2 separate regions of the Homo sapiens genome follow, and region 1 is linked to region 2. The links are chromatin loops, found by intact Hi-C in ENCODE. Cell type or tissue: heart left ventricle. All regions are shown on one strand. Links, peaks and the distances in the headings refer to the core of each region. The heading gives the core; the rest is flanking DNA. Region 1 overlaps LINC02008 (long intergenic non-protein coding RNA 2008). Region 2 holds the start of LOC124909490 (a long non-coding RNA gene).

Region 1 (12,555 bases), core at 2,685-10,684, 380 kb before region 2:
ACTTAATCATAAATTTCCATCAGTCTGGAAAATATGTACACAAAAGTAGATGTGGAACACCATTATAACTGCAATACACTAATAACCATAAACCTATGGTTAATTCTGTCTTCATTTATATATTGTCATATGTATCACCTCATTACCAATCAAGTTTATACAGTAATATCTGGTGATCTTATATGCTATGCTGATATGGACAGGAGGTAGGGAAATAATGGGTAGAAGAGGGCAGTCCCCAATGAGGGCCACACGCTCAAGCCTGGACCTGTGGCCCAAAGTGAGAACGTGCATTGCTGTTTTCCCACCTGAATGTTGCCTTTTCCAAAACCATCCTGGCCTGCCCCACCTTGTACCCATAAAAGCCCCAGAGTGGCAAGCAGCAGAGAAGGAGAGAAGAGAAGGAACAGCCGGACATCAGAGAGAAGCAGCTTGACTTCAGAGGAATGGCTTGACCTCGGGGAAGAGTTCAGCCAGGGACGGTCTAACTCCATGGGAAGACCACCTTCCCACTCCATCCCCTTTCCAGCTCCCCATCTGCTGACAGCCACTTCCACTGCTCAATAAAATCCTCCACATTCACCACCCTTCGATTCGTTCGGGTGACCTGATTCTTCCTGGATGCCAGATGCAGTTGCAAGAGGCTATCACACTGACCCTCCACTGAGCTGTTTAACATTTAAGCCATGTACAGATGGCAAAGCTAAAAGGGCACACTTAACACACGCCCTCTGGGGCTCCAGGGGTCATGGCAACCCCTAGACGCTGCCACGGGCCCACAAAAAGTTCTGCTCTTGCCAGTTGCCCTGAAGCTCTCATCCTGGCCTCTGCACCCACTCACCTATGTGCTCCCCTCCCTCAAGGGGTTGAAAGCTGTGAGCTGAGTAAATGAGCCAACCTTTTGCAAGTCCCTGAAGGGGTCAAGGGAACTATATCCCATTTCAATATGAGGCAAGTTATCCAATCATTGCATACTAATTGCAAAGAGATCTCTCATATGAATTTCTTCTGATTATCAATCTTTCAAAATATATTGAGATTTAAGGGATAATCACATCAAAAGAAACGACAAGTCATAGTCCTGCCTCAAAAAAATTTCTTTACTAGAGGAGAAACAGAAAAATGCAATTAAATGCATGTTAACGTCTTTATATAAAAATCACACACAATCAAATGACATTTATTCACATCACAGCTAAAGCTGGGGTGATTCAGATAATGGGACCCAAATGAGGTTAGTGATCAAGTTTTATTAGTGGTGATTCTTCAATAAGTTTGCTTGTAGAAGTTAAACACACGATGTTTACTGACTCAGAATTCCCACGCAGCAAATCTGATTATATTTATTAAGCATTATCTATGAAACAAAACTTTTTTATGCACTAGGTTAAAAAAATAGTAAGAAAATTTGTTTGTATTTTTAAAGGAAAACAAACATTTTTTTTTGTGATCTGTAAGGGAAAGAAAAGTATTTACATGTTAAGGAAGTAAATTAAATGGGATGTTATTGCCGTGAAGAATTGCTGGACAGTTCAAGTCAATTGAGATTAATAGTAATATTTGTATTTGTATAATTATTTACATATAACAATTATCTTTCTTAGAGTTGTCCTTAAATAGTTTTGGGGGTTAAATTTTTACTATCTCCATTTTATTGATCATGAAAGTGAGACTCAGAATATTCAAAGGATACTGGAAAATGGAAGAGTCTGAATTCAGGTTTCCTGAATCCTGATTTTGCTCTATTTCTGCATATATGCCCTGGCCGTGAGAAGAGCCTGGAAATACATCTAATTTGATCCAGCAATTAAATGAACTCTTAAAAACCAGAGGGCCCAATGGAAATCTATTAGTGCATATAATTAGTCAAGCAGCCAAATAGCTTTCTTCTCCCTTGGGGATCCCTCATGCTGTCTGATTGTTTCAAATTCTGCTGATATGTCATTGTATGCCATTTTATATGGTCCTTTTGTTTCTTCGTTTTTTGTTAGATGATTGAAACTCACTGACAAAATTAGACATAACCAAGTGGGTCATACTGTGAGTTTTTACCTTAAAAAGTATCCCTTTTCTGTTAATGGAAAAAACAAAGCCCTGGTTTTCAAAATATTTTCTTGCTGCAATGGAAATGCAAAGTTGATTTAGTATGCCCATGAGTTTCTATGTGACATCCTGATACTCTGATGAGAAAAAAAAAAATCTAAAACTATTCATCACTACAGCAGTAGTGTGGAATTCTTTTCCTACCACCATCCATTGTCAAAGGAGTTAACTGACCTAAGCTCACCATGTCTAAGTGCATTTTATTTTGGCATCAGCCAAAACACTGGCATATTCTCCTTGAAAAAGACTATGCATTGTATCTGGGAGGAATCAGGAAACAGTAATGAGTTATTGCTGGTTATCTCTTTTTTTTTTTTAATTTAGTCCCATGTTAAAAGAGAACTTTAACTGCTATTTATGAGCTTCATGCCCTAGATTACAAGACTTTGGCAGAAGGTGGAATTATAACATCAAAGTCTACCGAACCTATTCTGGTTTATTTTCATGTGTTTATTTGTAATTCATACCTCATTACAAAATAAGCAATTCAGGACAAATGCTGCAGAAGTGAACATAACAGGTGTTCACTGGATTGTACCAGGCAAACCAGAAGGTATGTTTCATTCTGACCACGTACCACACTATCACAGCACCCTTGGTAAGCGGCAATACCTCAGAAAAACATAGTTGCATAGTGTGCCTAAGGAGACTGGGTGCTAGGGTTCCTATCTTGTCATATAATCCTGGGAACAATACTGGGCCTATTATTTGTTTAATAATAGGTTAGGAAGCCTAACTCATTTAATAATGAGTTAGGGAGCCTATTTACTTATTTAATGTATTTATTTGTAGCAGCTTAAAGAAAAACATATTTTATAAATTAGTAGAAAACTATAAAATTTAAATGATGACACCAGGTGCAGTGGCTCACACGATCCCAGTACTTTGGGAGGCCAAGAAGGGAGGATGTCTTGAAGCCAGGAGTTTAAGACCAGCCTGGACAACATGATGAGACTCCATCTCTACACAAAATTTGTAAAAATTAGCCAGTGCAGTGGCACACACCTGTAATCCCGGAGACTCAGGAGGCTGAGGCGGAAGGATCCCTTGAGCCCAGGGTTCCAGGCTGCAATGAGCTATGATTGTGCCACTATACTCCAGGCTGGGTGACAGAGCCATCTCATTAAAAAAAATAAAATAAACCTACAAATCAATTTTTTCCACCATAATATAAAATTCCCTGGATGAGATAAGAAAAATAAGTGGGTTTTTTCTCGCTGAAACTCTCTATAAACTTTGGTTGGTGACTACTGAGAATATTTCTGCATAGACAAGTTCTTAATTCAGCTGTATTGCTGTAGGTGTGAATTTCAAAAAAAAAAAAAAACAAAAACAGAATCTTGGCCAATTTGAATAGTCACATATTGGTCTAGTTTTCTCTAACAGAAATCTATCATACCTTATGCATTGCTTAAATTAAGAAAGACGACTTTTCAACATGCACATGCATTTTATTTACTCACTCATACTCTATCTGCCTTGTTCCATAAAATATGTGAGACAACCACATGCACACATGTAATTTTCATAAAATTTAGTGTATCATCAGGTTTGTGAAGCAGATTAGACAGCACTAAAAACCTGCCTATTTAATTTCTTCTTCTTTTGTTGTCAATAGAGACAGGGTCTCTCTATGTTGACCAGGTTGGCCTTGAACTCCTGGCCTCAAGCAATCTTCCTGCCTCAGCCTCCCAAAGTGCTAGGATTATAGCCATGAGCCACCACACCCAACCCTATTACTTTAATTTCTTATGCAAGTACACTAAGAGAGATGATAGTTGCTTATTCAGAATTGGGACTTGAGAACAGAAAGTAAAGTCTAGAATCTAGCCCATATTGTCAATATCTTCATTCCATTATTGACTAAACAGTGTATGTTAATCTTAACACAAACTATAAAATATATTCAGTTTTATCAGTTCCCTGACACCATATCCAAATAATTTTAATGTAATTAGGAAAAAACTGAATTATTGAGCCAGTATGAACACATAGCCATTTAGATTAATTCTTGTTCTACTAAAAAAATGAGATAGAAATGTCCACACCAGTTTCATTTCCTTTAGCCTTGTAAGAGAACCAGTATTTTTATAGAATGGGATATTTATGGGGTTGAATTGTATCCCTCTAAAAAAGATATGTTGGTAAATTCCAGCACCTTAGAATGTGACCTTAATTGGAAATACCATCATTGCAGATGTAATTAGTTAAGATGATGTCCCACTGTAGTAGGGTTAACCCTTTAATCAATATAAAGTATCCCTATAAAAGGAAACAGAGACAGAGAGAGTGTGACCATGTGGAGATAGGAAGAGACTGGAGTTATGGGGCCACAAGCCAAGGAAAATCTAGGCTACCAGAAGATAGAAGACGCAAGGAAGCATTCTTCCACAGAAGTTCCAAAGTGAGCATGGCTCTGCCTACACCTTGATTTCTGACTTTTAGCACCCAGAATTGTGGAAGAATGGATTTCTGTTGTTTTAAGCAACCCAGTTTGTAGTAATTTGTTACAGCAGCCCTCAAAAACTAAGATGAGAATGAAGAATTTTCAAAATAAAAAATATTTATAAGTAACAAAAATACATATTAAATTTTAATTTTAAATGTCCATTTTTATACATCTTTTATTTTTATTGGAAGTTTATAATTTCAAAAGCCTTTTGTTGTAGATATTTCAAGACGGTGATAGCAGAATTACGTCTTCAGAGAGTAAAATTGATTAGTATATTCAACTGAATTTATCTCATGCTTTTATAGATTGTATAAAAGCATTTATAGATTTATAAATTTATTTATGTATTTATAGATAGATTGTATCTCATGCTTTTATAGATAGATTTCCCTTCATGAATTCACTCAATTTTCAACATTTCTCCCATCCATATCAGAGATTATTCCCTTATGTTCAGTTGTGTTGATTAACTTCTATTTTTAAAATATTCTTTGCTTTCTTACTGATTATATAAGACAATTTTAAGAAGTTTTGCCCTTGAGAAACTTTTTTCTAAAATTGCATATGCCTTAATTTGTGGATATTTATGTTTATTTATGTATGAATACTGAACAGAAATATGTATTTGTATGTAAATGGTCAATCATATCTATTTGACTTTAAATTTGACCAAAGTTTATTATTGAAATTTAAAATGAAATTGTATGACATATATGTCTCTCTTTGTATTTATCTTTGAAGTAAACTTTGAATTAAAATTTACACAGTATTTGGCCAAGATGGAAAGGAGCTCCATTCTGTGATTATTTCTTTCATTTAATTAAGTGGGCATGAAGCCTTTAGGAAAAAAAAAAAATGCATGTGCATCCAGAACCCTGGCTCTCATTAGAGAAACTAACAGCAGAGCTCTTGAAATGCACCTGAGCCACATGTGTCGCCTTGGACAGCAAACTCTTTTTTTAAAATAATTACAGAATTAATTCCTAACCAAACAATAGATATCTGGCCATCATGAACAAACATTTCAAGGAATTACAGTAATGAAGAAATTATCCAGTATTTGGTCTTGTGTGTGGCTAGTATCTCATCTTGATATTATATGGGAAGGTGGTAGCTGATACATGCAGGAAAATTTAAAAAAACAAATCAACACTGACACCCACATTTTTGACTTATTGCTCTAAAAGTTATTCCAAATTTAGGTAATTTTTTGTCAATCTTTTCAGAGCAGTGACAGAAGATTGAAGTCTGCAGCCTTTTTTGGGGACTTTACATATTCTTTGCTGAGAACATATTGCTTGTGTGGTAGACAGAATGATAGCCCCCTCAAAGACATTCACAGCCTCATCACAGGAACATGTGACTGTGTTATCTTACAGGGCATTTTCACAGATGTGATTAATAAGGACCATGGCATGACGAGATTGTCCTGGATTACTCAGGTGTGTCCTTAAAATGAGTCCTTAAAATTAGATTATCTTTTTAAGGTGTGGTCAGAAAGAGGGAGATGTAACTATGAAAGAATGGCCAGAGAGATGCAACCTTGCTAGCTTTGAAGCTGGAGGAAGGGAACCATGAGCCAAGAAATGCAAGAAGTCTCTAGAAGCTGGAAAAGGCAAGAGAATTATTTTTCTCCTAGAGTCTCTGGGAAGTAACACAGCCCCATTGACACCTTGATTTTAGCCCATGTCAGATCTTCCAACCTATAAAACTGTAAAAGAATACATCTATGTTTTAAGCCACTAAATTTGTGGTAATTTGTTACAACAGTTATAGTAAACCAACGTACCTTTGTGTTATACTTTATTTTTAAATACCTTTTTATTCTTTAGATAGTCTACATAAATTTTAATCACTTACTATCTATTTTGCTGAAGTTAGGGTCGTAGTGACTAGTGTGTACTTGATGAAAATATTATTTTGAGTTCATCCTCCAAAACCTAGTAGGATATAAAAATATTTGGCTATAAAATAGAACAATTGTAAATTATGCACGTAACACTTAATTATGGTGGCAAACACTGCTGGCTCCCAATCGCTTAAAAGCTGAGTTTTAGCCCTTTGAAAAACTCCATTTTAGTGAAGCTGCAAAATATTTTTTTTTTTACTGGGATAATTTCTAAGAAATAAGATACAGTGGCACTGACTGCATTCTGAATTGCTCCTTGGTAACATGGGACTCTATTACACTAAGTGTCCAGCAGGGGCCGCAGTGTGGAACTTTTCCCACCATCCAAACCAGATGAAGTTGGCTGAACCTAAACCTGCTCACGTGTGAGTACATTTCATTTTATCATGGGCAAGCACTTAACATACTGTAGTTCAAAGAGAAATAAAAATTATGTTGTGTATGAGAGGGGTCAGAAAAATAGAATTGGGTGTTGTAAGGTCATCTTTTTTATTTCCCCATATGTTAAGAGAAAATCCTGATCTCAGCATATATTTTACATACTAGTAGGCAAAATCATGGCAGAAGCTGGAAGTAGACAGTGGAGTTCCACCAAACCCATCCTGATTCATTTTAATGCAACCATTAATTGTATTACTTGTATTCCATCCATTATTACAAAAGTGTATATTTCAGGTTCAAATGCTAAACAGAACAGGACACTAGCACAAGATTGTCCTAACCAAACCTGGATTTGTGGTTTGCTCTGACCATGAGCCACTCTACTGCAGAGCCATTTTCAAATGGGAATCCTCAGAAAGGAATAGCTGCATGCTGTGCCCAGGAAGGCTGTGTGCTTCCTACAGTAGAGTGCTGGTAAATGTTTAACAACCAGCTCTCAGGGTAGAGGAGTGAGGTTGGGAAATACGACTTGTAGCATTTGTTAATTTCTGGGTGTAAATATTTCTACCATGAACAATTTCAAGCTACCAAATTAAAGTCACTGAATGTGGAATTGGAAAGAGATGCTCACAATCATTCCTAACAAGCTGGTAGGCGCTGACTCCAGTGCACCACTAGCTGTCTCTAGCTGTGTTCTGGGATTCACACACACAAGGCATGTAGGCAGAGCCATGCATAGCTGGATTCTAAGGATACCAGAAGTGACTATCGTAGACTAGAACTGAGAAGTTCTTCCTTTTTCTCTTGGCATTAACTATAAGTCACAGATTCTAACATGAAGGAGTGGGGAGCTGTTGGGGAACTTTGGAAGTTTATTCAGTTAAAGATTAAAATACTGCATTGTTTTAATGTTATTATAAATTCCTTTAAAAAGTGCAAAATTAGAGATTCACTTACTGGTTTTGTAATTATGCGAATTCAAATTTGGGGAGAGCATAATTTATTAAGGACAAAAAAATCTGGCTAAACAAAGGAACTCAGGATGTGGAAATGAACTTAGAAGGTGTCGAAGGTTCTCTCTCTGCTGTCTAGCATCAATCATTTTAGAATGTTTGAACATTTGAACAACCACTTTGTAATTCATTCTAGTTTTCTTGCAATGGCATTAAATGTTTTTATAAAGTGAGTGTTTTAGTCCATTCCCACACTGCTATAAAGAAATACCTGAAAGTGGTTAACTTATAAAGATTAGAGGTTTAATTAGCTGACAGTTCCACAGAATGTACAGTAAGCACGGCTGGGGGAACCTCAAGAAAGTCACAATTATGGCAGAAGGCAAAGGGGAAGCAGGCACATCTTACATGTCCTGAGCCAGAGGAAAAGAGGTGGCAGGAGGTGCCACACATTTTTAAACAACCACATTTCATGAGAACTCACTATCACGAGACCAGGAAGGGGGAATCTGCCCCCATGATCCAGTCACCTCCCACCAGGCCCCTCATCCAACATTAGGTATTACAACTTGAAATAAGATTTGGGCAGGGACATAAATCTAAACCACATCATTGGGACTTCTAAATTTTAGTTGTGTTTTCTTCAGGGTCAACTGGTGAAACTTTCTCCAATTATTCAATAAGTGGATCACCAATAATCTCCAGTTTTGAAGCTTTTAGCAAACTGTAATGATTGAACAAAAGCTTACAAGGAGAAAGCCATTAAAATGTATTCCACAAAAGCAAAGGAGGAACTGAACACATTAAGAGAATACAAATAGTGAAAACAATTTAATTTTTAAAATTTTGTTTTGTGATTTGTGATATACCAATTCATGAAAATGATTTTTTGATGGAGTTGCTATTTTTTAATTTGAAAATTTACATGCTGAAAAAAGTGGAATAAAATTCAGATTGCCTAAGATATTATAGATGTGAATTTAACAAAACATTTAGATGAATTACAAACAGTGGAAACTTAATATGACACATCCTATCTTTAAAAAATATACTTTGAAAGAAAAGGCTTTTGAATGGAGGCAGAAAGACAGCCTGTGAAAATATTTGTTCTGAAAAATTATAAATTCCAAAATGGAAAGAATTAGAATTGGTAATAGCCTCCATTTAGCAGAACTCTCTCTAAACTTGCATGTACTTCAGTACCTGTAGAAAGAGTATTTCTTCAGTTGAATGAATTACAGTACATAGAAAGGTCACTTGAATTTATGACTACAGGAGATCTTATAAGGAATTAATAATAAGTCAGTTAAAATGTATTTTCAGAAAAATGCCAGTTACTCAGGATTAGAGATAGAAATGGATTTAAGTGTATGAGTATATAACAAGAACAACTATTCTGCATACTTTAATTTTTTATATGAAGACAATCAATATAAGAATATTTTAAGTTGACTTTAATATACATGATATATATTATTTTTAATTTTTAGAAAGATTTTTAGATATGAAAAAAATTACTGAATGACACTATTTGAGGGGCCAAACAATATTACAAAGCCAGTTGGTTACTCCATTAATAAATGTTTCAAACCATGAATTAATTTTAATTATGTTTTTGTATCAGGTTTAACTCATAAAATTGTCCCAGTTCAAAAGACATATCATGGTTTTTTGCTACTCTAAGACACACAGACCTCTATTACCCTACGGTCTAGGATGAGCTCCCTTCCCTCCTTCTCAAAGTCACTCCTCAGTTTGCCAGAAGCTCCTTTTTTACAGGGATACAGACCTATCAACTACCACCAGTTCAAGTCACTAGCATGAGCTCACCAGTGAGGTCAGAATTTAGGAAATGGTAGAAAAAAACTATTGACTTCAGGCAGCTTCTGCTTTTTAGCTATCAGTGAGCACAACATTGTGCACTGGTTTAAAAAGAGGAAGGAGAAAATGCAGGGTGTTGTGTAAACTGACAACTTATACGACACATTACTTATCTCTAGCCGTAAAATAATCCCTCATTTTCTTTATAGTCTTTCTTTTTCCATAGTTCTGTCTTTCCTTTTACTTCAGCAACCTTTCCCTTCGTCACTTTGAGCTGCTTGGGAGGTACCCAGCCTGGAATCATAATTCTAGTCTAAGAAATGCTATTTTCAATTAGTCATCTTTCCCCTGCTTTTCCTCAGAAAGAATTGTTTGTGTGATATTTAAGTTAAAATAGAAGCTGGAGAAGGTCTGCTATAAAAAGAAGGGGCTTATGATGTCCCAGTAGAACTGCAGAGCTGATGTGAATAACGACAATTGTTGGTTTCAAGGGGGTGCCTTGCTGACTTAGGGTAGAGTGATCAGATCGCCTTTATTAAAATGCAGACACACTCAAACTGATTGACAGTAAATCCTTATAGAAGAAAAGCATCCTGTCCGCATAAGATCATTACAAAATCCATCAGCAACATTCTGCTTATCCTCTATTATAGCAGATCTTATGCACTGTAATATTTGTGTATATGCCTGCTTTTCCCACTAGACTGAGCTGTTCAAGAACTGGGATCTTATCTTATTAATCTCTGTATCCCCAGGGCCTAGTATAGTCTGGGCACAAAATAGGCACTCAATGAATAATTGCTGAATGAAGGAATCATGAATTCAATCATGTCTACAAATTCTTAAGTCACAAATCCTGCAGATGCTTGAAGAATGTAATGAATTATTTGCATCGGTGTTACATGGTCTGTTTGTTGCAAGTCATCTGCCATGGGGAAGCTTCTCTTTGTCTCATTAGCATCATCTCAGCATTATCAAACCATGTTCATGAAACTTGCACCTATTTTTAGGATGACTAGGACCTTATCCTATAAGATTTAAACATTTCTTCATTAGTTTTCCCTCACTTTCAGCAATTCTATAACCCAAATTGCAATGTGATTTCAAATACGAAAGCTTGATGAAAGGAAAATATTTAACTTTCACAGTTGCAAGATGTTTTCAAGATCAATCGCCTGGTATAATCCCCTCAATTAACAAATGAATCAACTCTTACCCAGAAAAACTTAATTCATCCAAGTTCAGAGGATTGGTTAGTAGTAAGGCCAAGAAAAAAACCAATCTTCCTAACCTTTATTTTTTCCATGATATTAACTGAAGTTGGAAAAAGCAAAATAAAGAGAAACACAAATTAAAAGTAATGAAGAAGCAACTAAAATAAGAAAATGAACAAGGAGAAAAATATGTTTATGCAACAGATTTACTTTTTAAAATTTTGGTGCAAAACTCCTTTAAAGTTATTTACATTAAATGAATCCTGGTGATTTGAAGGAATCCTGTCTAGGTCAGCTTCTCCAGACAATAGACTGAGCATCTGAGATCTGCATGCAGGAAGTGTATTGGGGGGTGCTCCCAGAACAACATCTGTCAGTGTTTGAGGGGACTCAGGTTGGGCATAGGAAGCAGTGGCAGTTGCAGCAAACACTCAGCCAATCCAATGGGGTGCTAGGGAGCTTTGGTGCCCCTTCAGAGTTGTCCCCAGTTAAAGCAAGGACACTAGGCTCTTTACTGCCACATCAACCAATCAGTGGACTCAAACTGAGGGCACGTTTTGGGGAAAGATTCATCTGTGGGTCTTCAGCAGCCAAGCTTCCTGGCAGCTGGGGTAATAAAAGTTTCAGTCCTAAAGAAGAATTTGGCAACGCAACACAGGGTTCACTACTGTCCACTCTTTGTGCCATTTGGATCTACTTACTTAAGGTAATAAATTCACTTCATCCGAGAACAGCTCCTCCAGGTTTCAAGCTTGTTTCTTTTTCTAACAAAACAGCTTCTGCTGCTATAGCTAGTCAGGAGGCCGCAGCTGATATTATTTTCCTCCTTTACTACTCATTCCAGATTCATTTCTGCTGACAAAAATGGCTTACTTCACGCCTGTAATCCCAGCACTTTGGGAGGCCAAGGCAGGCAGATCACCGGAGGACAGGAGTTTGAGCCCAGCCTGGCCAACGTTGCAAAACCCCGTCTCTACTAAAAGTAAAAAAAAAAAAAAAAAAAAAAAAATAGCCAGGCGTGGTGGCATGAGCCTGTAATCCCAGCTACTCAGGAGACTGAGGCAAGAGAATCGCTTGAACCTGGGAGTCTGAGGTTGCAGTGAGCTGAGATCGCACCACTGCACTCCAGCCTGGCAACAAAGCGAGACTTTGTCTCAAAAAAAAAGAGTGGCTTACTTAGTGACCTAGCCCCTCATCCCTGAGGTGAAAAAGTCTCTAGTCCTTTGCTTGCTCAGACAGTGGCTGACGCAGTTGTCCATTTGTTCTCACAATTGGACAAGAGATTACCAAGAGATTAACTACTGTATCTCCTGGATCTGAAATACATCCATCTCTACTGCACCCATTGTATAGCCACCAACTTTACGTCTCCTTGGTGATGTACATCAACTTCCCTACCAGGGGAGTATCTCTTTTCACGCTTGCTAGTCTCTTGGTAAAAGAACTCCAAAACCAGCAGGCAGCAGCCACAGCTTAAAGTATAATGGGACACTTGCCGCACAGCCTAGTGGAAGGATTCTCCCATTGAGAATCTGGACCTCTAGACCCACAAAGTCAAAAGTTGTGGGGATGAGAAACACAAATTCCTCAACTGGGTTATTGGGATAAGGTTAAATGATACCATTCCTTGATTCTGAGATGCATGAATCCTTTTTGAATAAGCAGCCAGGCTGCAAAAGTTTGCGTGGTACAGTTTATAAGACCAATGACCAAGTAGATATA
Region 2 (8,000 bases), core at 1-8,000:
CTGCAACTGTGATTAATCTTTCTTTACTGAAACTGTTCTCAACCAGTTCACAGACAACTTCATGATAATTTAGGGATCCCTCTTTTCTTTATCTCTAGCATTGTACATGTTGGACTATTTCTTGGCTCTTTGAAGCCATAATCTTGCTTTTCTTTCATTTTCTCAGCCTCTTTTTGACCATTTAATGTAAGAGATTTTCAAGGTTCTTCCCTGGGATCATTTATGTATTTCTATTGTATATTTTCTCCCTAGACATTCTCATCCATCCCATGGATTCCATCTATCTACTGAGGCTGCCCACATCTGTCTCCACTCTAGATCTTTCTCCTTATCTTGGACTTATTTATATCTTCATTTTGATGTTTTATAAATACAAATCTCAACATGTATAAAACTGAACTTAACAGATTTTCATTCCAAACATGTTTGTCCCTGTCAACCCAATCGCAGTGTCTGGAATCTTCCTCTACCAGCTGCTCAAACCTAAAAGGTAACGAGTGATTTCTAATTACTCCCGTCTCCTCCTAGACCTTTGAGTCTAGTCAATTGTAGCCCCTAACTTTTAAGTATGTAGCATGCTGCCTTCCTACTGCTGCCATCCTAGTTCAGGTTGCTAGCATCTCTAGTATGGTTTACAGAAACAACCTCATAGCTGTTGTTCTTTTTTCAAATCTTCACTCCATTCTAACTTCTCCACTCCTCTTCATTCCAAACAGAGTAAGTAGAATGGATTTTGAAATAAACAAATCTGATCATGGTACTCCTCTGCTTAAACCCTTTCAACCATTCCTCATTTCTCTTGAGTTCTGTACAGCCTCCTTCCCATAACTTAGAAGATTCTGCATTATCTGGTCCCTGTTGACCTTTTCAGCCTCCCTCTCGGTACCATCTAACCAGAGGGCCATAAAGGGAGAGGGCAGCTTGGATCTCTGGGGACCATTCTGTAAAGGTACCAGAATACCAGTAAAATAAATTAGAAACATGATATCCATTTCCCACATGCATTCCTTTTTTCTTGAATATTGAAGATTTTCATTTCTTATTTTGTCCACACACAAGAAATTGGGGCATCTGGAAAAATCACTGAATAAAAGATAAGAAAGATGAAGAATTAGAAAAATTTTCTAATCTTTATCAGAAGAGTGACAGATTTAGCTTAGTAGGAGTGGGTTAAATAAGTGAATCTTTTCCTGTATTTAATATTTTCTTAATATAAAACAATTTCTCTACCCCATGAAAGAGAAACATTTAACAAATGTTTGAGTATCAGCTGGAAAGTGTGACATCATATTATCCTGTCTTGGATGCCACATGTTTTGGTTTAGCCCTCAGTGAAGCTGTGCTTTTGTACATGCTATTGCTTCTGCCTAAGCATTCTTTGCTTCTACCTTAGGATAGTTCCTATACATGTTTTGGGACACAGCTTAGAGATATATTATATGCCTTCTCTGACTTCGCCCTGTCTCAAAGCTTCTTCTGGGCTGGTTGAGGGGTCCCTCTTCTTTTCTGCCACCTTGGACCACTATCCTATGCATGCTCATCCACTGTAATACAGTTGTCTTTCTACTCTTTGTATCCCCCACTAGATTGTTTGCTCTCATAAGTGGGTACTATGTCTATATTATTTATTCACTGTTGTATTCCTCAGTCTGTAGAACTGGACCTGCCTCACAGTAAATACTTAGTGTAATACTTGAATGAGCCAGTGGCTGAGTGAATATCTTCTGACTTCATTTTTCCTTTGTGCCATACCAGTGAGTCTATGGTCAATTCACCTGGAGCTAAAAATGTCTGGATTACTAGGGTAGATGAACAGGGAACAGGAGTAGTTACTAGAGGTTTCATGTGACAATCTGGGTAAGGGGAATATATGCTCAATTAAAGAGCTAAAGATGACCAGAATAAATCAAGAAAATAGCTTCTTAATTAGATACTTTCATACTCATCAGAGACTAAAAGTTTGATCTCTGAAGGAATAGTCAGTTTGAGAGAATCTGATGTCAAGTTGTAGCTGTGTGTCCAAGAATGGGAGAAGGGGTTTTATGATAAATATTATATGTTAAGTATTACAATTACAGTGAAGAGCTCTACTTGGTTAGAAATAAAATAATTTTCACATTGGTATCTATTAAAATTAGAAAGTAATTTGGATTTGGTACGTTAGCAACCACTCCAAGAAATTAAAAAAAAATTGTATTGAGGTAAAATGTACATATATAATTCACCATTTTTACCATTTTTAACCACAGTTCAGTGGTAATAAATAAATTTATATATATTTTCCTCCTTTATCTTCCTTCCCCACTGTCCTTCCCAGCCTCTGGTAACCTCCAATCTACTTTCTGTCTTCCTGAGAAACACTTTTTTAGCTTCTGCATATGAGTGAGAGCATGTGATATTTGCCTTTCTGTACTTGGCTTATCTCACTTAACATAATGGTCTCCAGTTCCATCCATGTTGCTGCAATGATAGGATTTCATTAATTTTTATGGTTGAATAATATTCCATTGTGTATATATACTGTAGTTTCTTTATCCATTCATCCGTTGATAAGCACTTAGGTTAATTCCATATTTTAGCTATTGTGAATAGGGCTGCAATAAACATGGGAGTGCAGATATCTTTTCAACATACTGATTTTATTTCTTTTGGATATATACCCAGTAGTAGCATTGGTGGATTATATCATAGTCATATATTAACTTATTTGAGGAACTTCTATACTGTTTTTTTTTCCAAGTGGCTATGGTAATTTACATTCCCACCAACAGTGTATGAGTGTTCCCTTTCTGCACATCCTAACCAGCATCTGTTACTGCCCATGTTTTTGATACAAGCTATTTTAACTGTAGTGAGATGATATTGCATTGTGGTTTTGATTTGCATTTCTGTGATGATTAGTGATATTGAGCATTTTTTTCATACACCTGTCGGCCATTTATATGTTTTCTTTTGAGAAATGTCTGTTCAGATCTTTCGCCCATTTTAAAGTCAGATTTTTTTGCTATCTGATTATTTGAGTTCTTTGTACATTATGGTTATTAATCTCTTATCTGATAGTTTGCAGATATTTTCTCCTATTCTATGGGTTGTCTGTTTACTTTGTTGATTGTTTCCTTTGCTGTGCAGAAGCTTTTTAGCTTGATTTATACTCTGATGTCTATTTTTGCTTTGATAGCCTATGTTAAGGTCTTACACAAGAAATCTTTATGTGAGAGACCAGTGCCCTGGAGCATTTTCCCAGTGTTTTCTGCTACAATTTTCATAGTTTCAGGTCTTAGACTAAAGTTTTTAATCCATTTGATTTGATTTTTGTGTATGATGAGATATTAGGGGTCTAGTTTCATTCTTCATCATATAGTTATCCAGTTTTCCCAGCACCATTTATTGAATAGACTGTCCTTTCCCCATTTTAAGTTCTTGGCACCTTTGTTGAAGATGAGTTGGTGGCAAATGTGTGTATTTAGATCTGAGTTCTCCATTCTGTTCCATTAGTCTATGTGTCTGTTTTTATGCCAGTACCATGCTGTTTTGGTTTCTATAGCTTTGTAATACATTTTAAAGCCAGGTAGTATGATGCCTCCAGCTTTTTTCTTTCTTCCTTTTTTTTTTTTTGCTAAGATTTATTTGGCTATTTGGGGTCTTTTGTGGTTTCATTTAAACTTTAGGATTTATTTTTATATTTCTGTGAAGAATATGATAATCAGCGTTTTGATAGGGATTGCATTGAGTCTGTAATTGCTTGGCTAGTATTGTCATTTTAACAATATTAATCCTTCTAATCCGTAAACATGGAATACCTTCCCATTTTTTGGTGTCCTCTTGTATTTCTTTCATCAGAGTTTTATTGTTTTCCTTGTATAGATCTTTCACTTCTTTGGTTATATTGATTCCTAGGTATTTTGTATTCGTTGTAGGTATTGTAAATGGGATTGCTTTCTGGATTTATCTTTCAGATGGTTCTCTGTTGGCATATATAAATCATACAGATTTTTATATTTCGATTTTGTATTCTGCAACTTCACTGAATTTGTTTACCACTTCTAACAGCTTTTGGGTGGAGTCTTTATGTTTTTGTAGGTATATAATCATGTTGTCTGCAAACAAGGCTAATTTGGCTTCTTCCTTTACAGTTTTGATGCCCTTTAGCTGTATCTCTTGCCTAATTGCTCTGGCCAACCACACCAAAAATTGGTTCCCACAGCGCAGAAGTTTTATATCACAGTGGAATGGGGTACTTTTTTCTCAGTGCCTGGCCAAGTTGTGGGCTCTGAAGGAAGTCAGATGTCAGTGACTGTAGAAGGCAGTGAAGAATCTGAAGATGACAAGATGTACATGACCTGCTCTTCTGCACTACTAGATTCATTTGCCCTTTGCAGCTGAGATCTTTACTAACTCCAGTCATTCCTGAATTCTCTACAGTGATGGTCAACAGGCTCTGACCTCTTCTCATTTTCAAAGTGCCTTCAAATGACTTCGTGGAGCATCTTGGTTTAGTTTAGGCTCTGGCACCTGCTGCACCACCTCCTGAGAAATGACTGTGTGTGTTGTAACTTACAGGATTCCTTTCAGCTCTCATCAAACTGGGCCTTGGTCAGCTAGTGAGGTGATAATATTGTCTCTGTGAAATATGCTATAGTTTTAGACTGATAAGTATATCATACTGCTGTTATTTGAAAGCACATATTAAACTTTGATTATACATTTATAGGTATTAAAGGAAAATATGAAAGTGTATTCTTTGGAGAAAATTGCTACTACCAGGTACCTTTCATTGTAAAGTGAGCTGATTTTCTTCTTATGGCAATATGAGCTCATCAGTTTATGTTCACCACTGTTTTGAATCCAGGGCTCCTTTGTGTTTAATATCCAGAAGAATCCCCATTGTGTTTTGTGTTTAGGGCAACAGGAACCCGGTACCTTGACAAAAGGTAAGACTCTATGTTAAACACATGATTATGTAGAGTTTTAAAATATGTTATACATCTTACATTCATTGATTTATTATACAATTAAATTTTAGCTCTTATAACTATTAAATAGCTTTGAGTCCTAGGGAAAATTAATCAACCTCTGTGAACTTATTTCTTCATCCATAAAAGTTGGATAGAATCCACTTTGTAGGGTGTCTTGAGGACTAAGAATACATGTGAAGATGCTCAGTAAACAAATAATAGTTTGATGATAATATTATTAGCAAACTAATATATCAAGTTAAATATTTACTAGGATATTACTTTCAGAAGATTTTACTGTTTGCTTCTTTAACACTGTATTCTGAAATCAATCATCAGATAAATACCATGACCAGAAATTCCCCACAACTCTTTGTTTTGCTAGTTAACTGTGCCTTACTTTAGGGGGTTCCTTCTTTTTTTTTGTTAGTAGGAGTGATTGTGTGAATGAGGTGAGGCAGGTGGTAATTTTAATCATAATCTAATAGAGAAGGAAAGGAATATGTTTAAACTTTGATCCTTAATTTAGAGAGGAAATGATAAAGAAATTGCCAGTTTACTATAAGCTGAAGGCAAGATGAGTCCTGGGATATAATGAGCACAAAGCTCCTTTTATTGAGAGAGGTAAATGCTAGCCTGCAGAAATTCAAAATCACTGTTCTCTTGATCTTCCTTTTCTGTCTTTTTCTTTTCTTTCATCTGACTGCTAAGTGTTCATATTCTTGGGCATCAAACAGCTGCAGGGATTTTCTTCCTCCTGAACTGTAGATGGTTAGAGGAATGGTCATACTGAGTTTACTAATAGCAGGAGTAACTTTGAAAATAAGACTAATGTAGAAGAAGAAAAAATATATAATAGCAGCATAAAAGTTTGAAAATGAAATAATTATTCTAGTGGAGTCTGAACATATGATATGTGCATATTAATTAGAAAAAGTTATAAATCCAATATTCTGCCTTCTCTTTTTTTTCCTCTCTTGCTTTTTGATATTTGATGGCTGCAGTTATTTTCAATGGGTTTGATTTTGCCATAAGATGCATAAAACAAATGAATAGAATATTCATATGTATTTTAGTAGATCCATTGAATGATTAATTTTAATGAGACACAATCTCTGGGTTTATACACTAGTTCTACAACCCAAAATATGATAATCAGAAACCAAATATACAAATGTATTTCTTGCATAAAGTTGAAGTTTTCCAAATACCCAGCAAAAAGAATTAACTGTTTGTTTTACCGGTGATATCACATGATACTCAGTGTCATCAATCTGTTTTCATTTCCATTAATAACACCTAGCCACAGGTTATATTTAATTATGAATAACTGCACAATACAGATATACACACCAGTACAGAAACATGATAAAATTGGTTATGCATTTAGGTTCATGTCATAGAAAACCCAGCACACTTTCAATTAACAGAATATCCCACAAGCAATGAATTATAGAAATAGAGGCTTGTGAAGAAAAGCGAAGGTCAGTGGTTTGGGCTTTAGCTTAAATACATCCTTCTTTATCTTCTGCTATATTATCCTTAGCATATGGTCTCCTTTCTTATGCTTAGAGGTTGATTGGGCACAGCTTGGCACCACATCCATGTTTCTAGCTGGAACACGTGCTAGCTTACTATGTCTTTTTTAGTGAAGCATATGTTAGCTTTCTTGTAAACTTCAACTGGTTCTTCCCATTTACAGGTTATTGATCAGAATTGTCCCATGGTCATCCTTAGCTGAAAGTGAGCCTGGATCATCAAGGCTTTCAGTGGCACACACATCTTCCTGAAATGTATCCTTTTGTCTCATCCATCACAACTTCCCAGGGCTCTTTTCCTTTCTCCAAAGAGGAAACTACATCTGGCAGAAGATGAAAAGCCCAGTGAGATCATGCTGTAGTCCTCTAAAATCACATCTATGCACAAATCATTCTGTGCAGGATCCAGGCATTCTACTGTTCCTGAGAGGAGTCTATAGTAACACCCCTCAGTATTACCAGCCGCTGGTTATGGATTTTACTTTGCTAGACCTGATCTTTGTTTTTCTGGGTTCTTTTTTTTTGGCGGAGGGCCGGGGGTATACAGAGACTTTTCACTGCTCTGTCTTAAGGTGATTCAGTCACTTCAGCTACTTGGCCCTAGCTCCACTATCTTCTTTTTTTAATTTCATGAATATTCTTAGAAAATATAAGAATGTTGCCAGGCGCAGTGGCTGACGCCTGTAATCCCAGCACTTTTGGAGGCTGAGGTGGGCAGATCACGAGGTCAGGAGTTTGAGATCAGCCTGGCCAATATGGTGAAACCTGCCTCTACTAAAAATACAAAAATTAGCCGGGCGTGGTGGCACGCACCTATAGTCCCAGCTACTTAGGAGGCTGAGGAAGAAGAATCGCTTGGACCGGGGAGGAGGAGGTTGCAGTGAGCCAAGATCGCGCCACTGTATTCCAGCCTGGGCGACAGAGCCAAAAAAAAAAAAATACATATATATATATATATATACGTATATATATATATACATATATATATATACATATATATATATACGTATATATATATACATATATATATATACACATATATATATACGTATATATATACGTATATATATATACATATATATATACATATATATATACGTATATATATATATGAATGTTTTGAGATGAAATTGGTTTCTTAATTACTAATAATTTTTTCATCTTATCTTGGGCTCATGAAAAAATGGTCAGTTTTCAGTTATTTGGAGAATAGAAAATTTGTGTGATTAAAAAGAAAAGGAGAACAAAATTAAAAATGTCCATTAATTTATGCTAAGTCTTTAAAGCATGAATTATTTTTTTACGTAACTACACACAAGCTTATGAGGCTTTAACATTGTACCTTTCCGTGCTGTTCTTTTTAAAGCTTAAGATGTGTAACTATCAGTCTTCATGGTTGTCATTTTTGTGCTTTTTATTATTATTTTGTCTCAGCTTTTCTCTTTCTGCATTAAAATACTCTGACACTTTTGTTTACCTGTTTGCTTTTTGCCTACACCTTGGAGTC

What was found. A loop is a pair of places that touch in the nucleus more often than their neighbours do. Peaks named below come from ENCODE experiments on the same cell type or tissue, not always from the same donor. Only the 100,000 strongest peaks of a DNase experiment are listed, where the experiment ranks them.
Region 1: it touches region 2 in a loop (3-fold over the local background); 11 of 110 quality-filtered maps call a loop at or near these places.

What each region holds. Positions count from the first base shown.
Region 1 is chr3:82,127,395-82,139,949 of GRCh38, reverse strand. All of the region lies in intron 1 of LINC02008 (long intergenic non-protein coding RNA 2008), which reads right to left. Among named protein-coding and RNA genes, the nearest start is that of LINC02008, 150 kb to the right of the region's middle. In heart left ventricle, for the core only: a CTCF peak has its summit at 6,750 (motif pointing right); a DNase peak (open chromatin) is centred at 6,759.
Region 2 is chr3:81,750,130-81,758,129 of GRCh38, reverse strand. The region is part of intron 1 of GBE1 (1,4-alpha-glucan branching enzyme 1); the gene reads left to right. It overlaps LOC124909490 (a long non-coding RNA gene), which reads left to right and starts at 4,306. Exons shown (of 2, transcript XR_007096259.1): 1 at 4,306-4,931; 2 at 6,658-7,964. In heart left ventricle, for the core only: no CTCF peak of the experiment used is centred there; no DNase peak of the experiment used is centred there.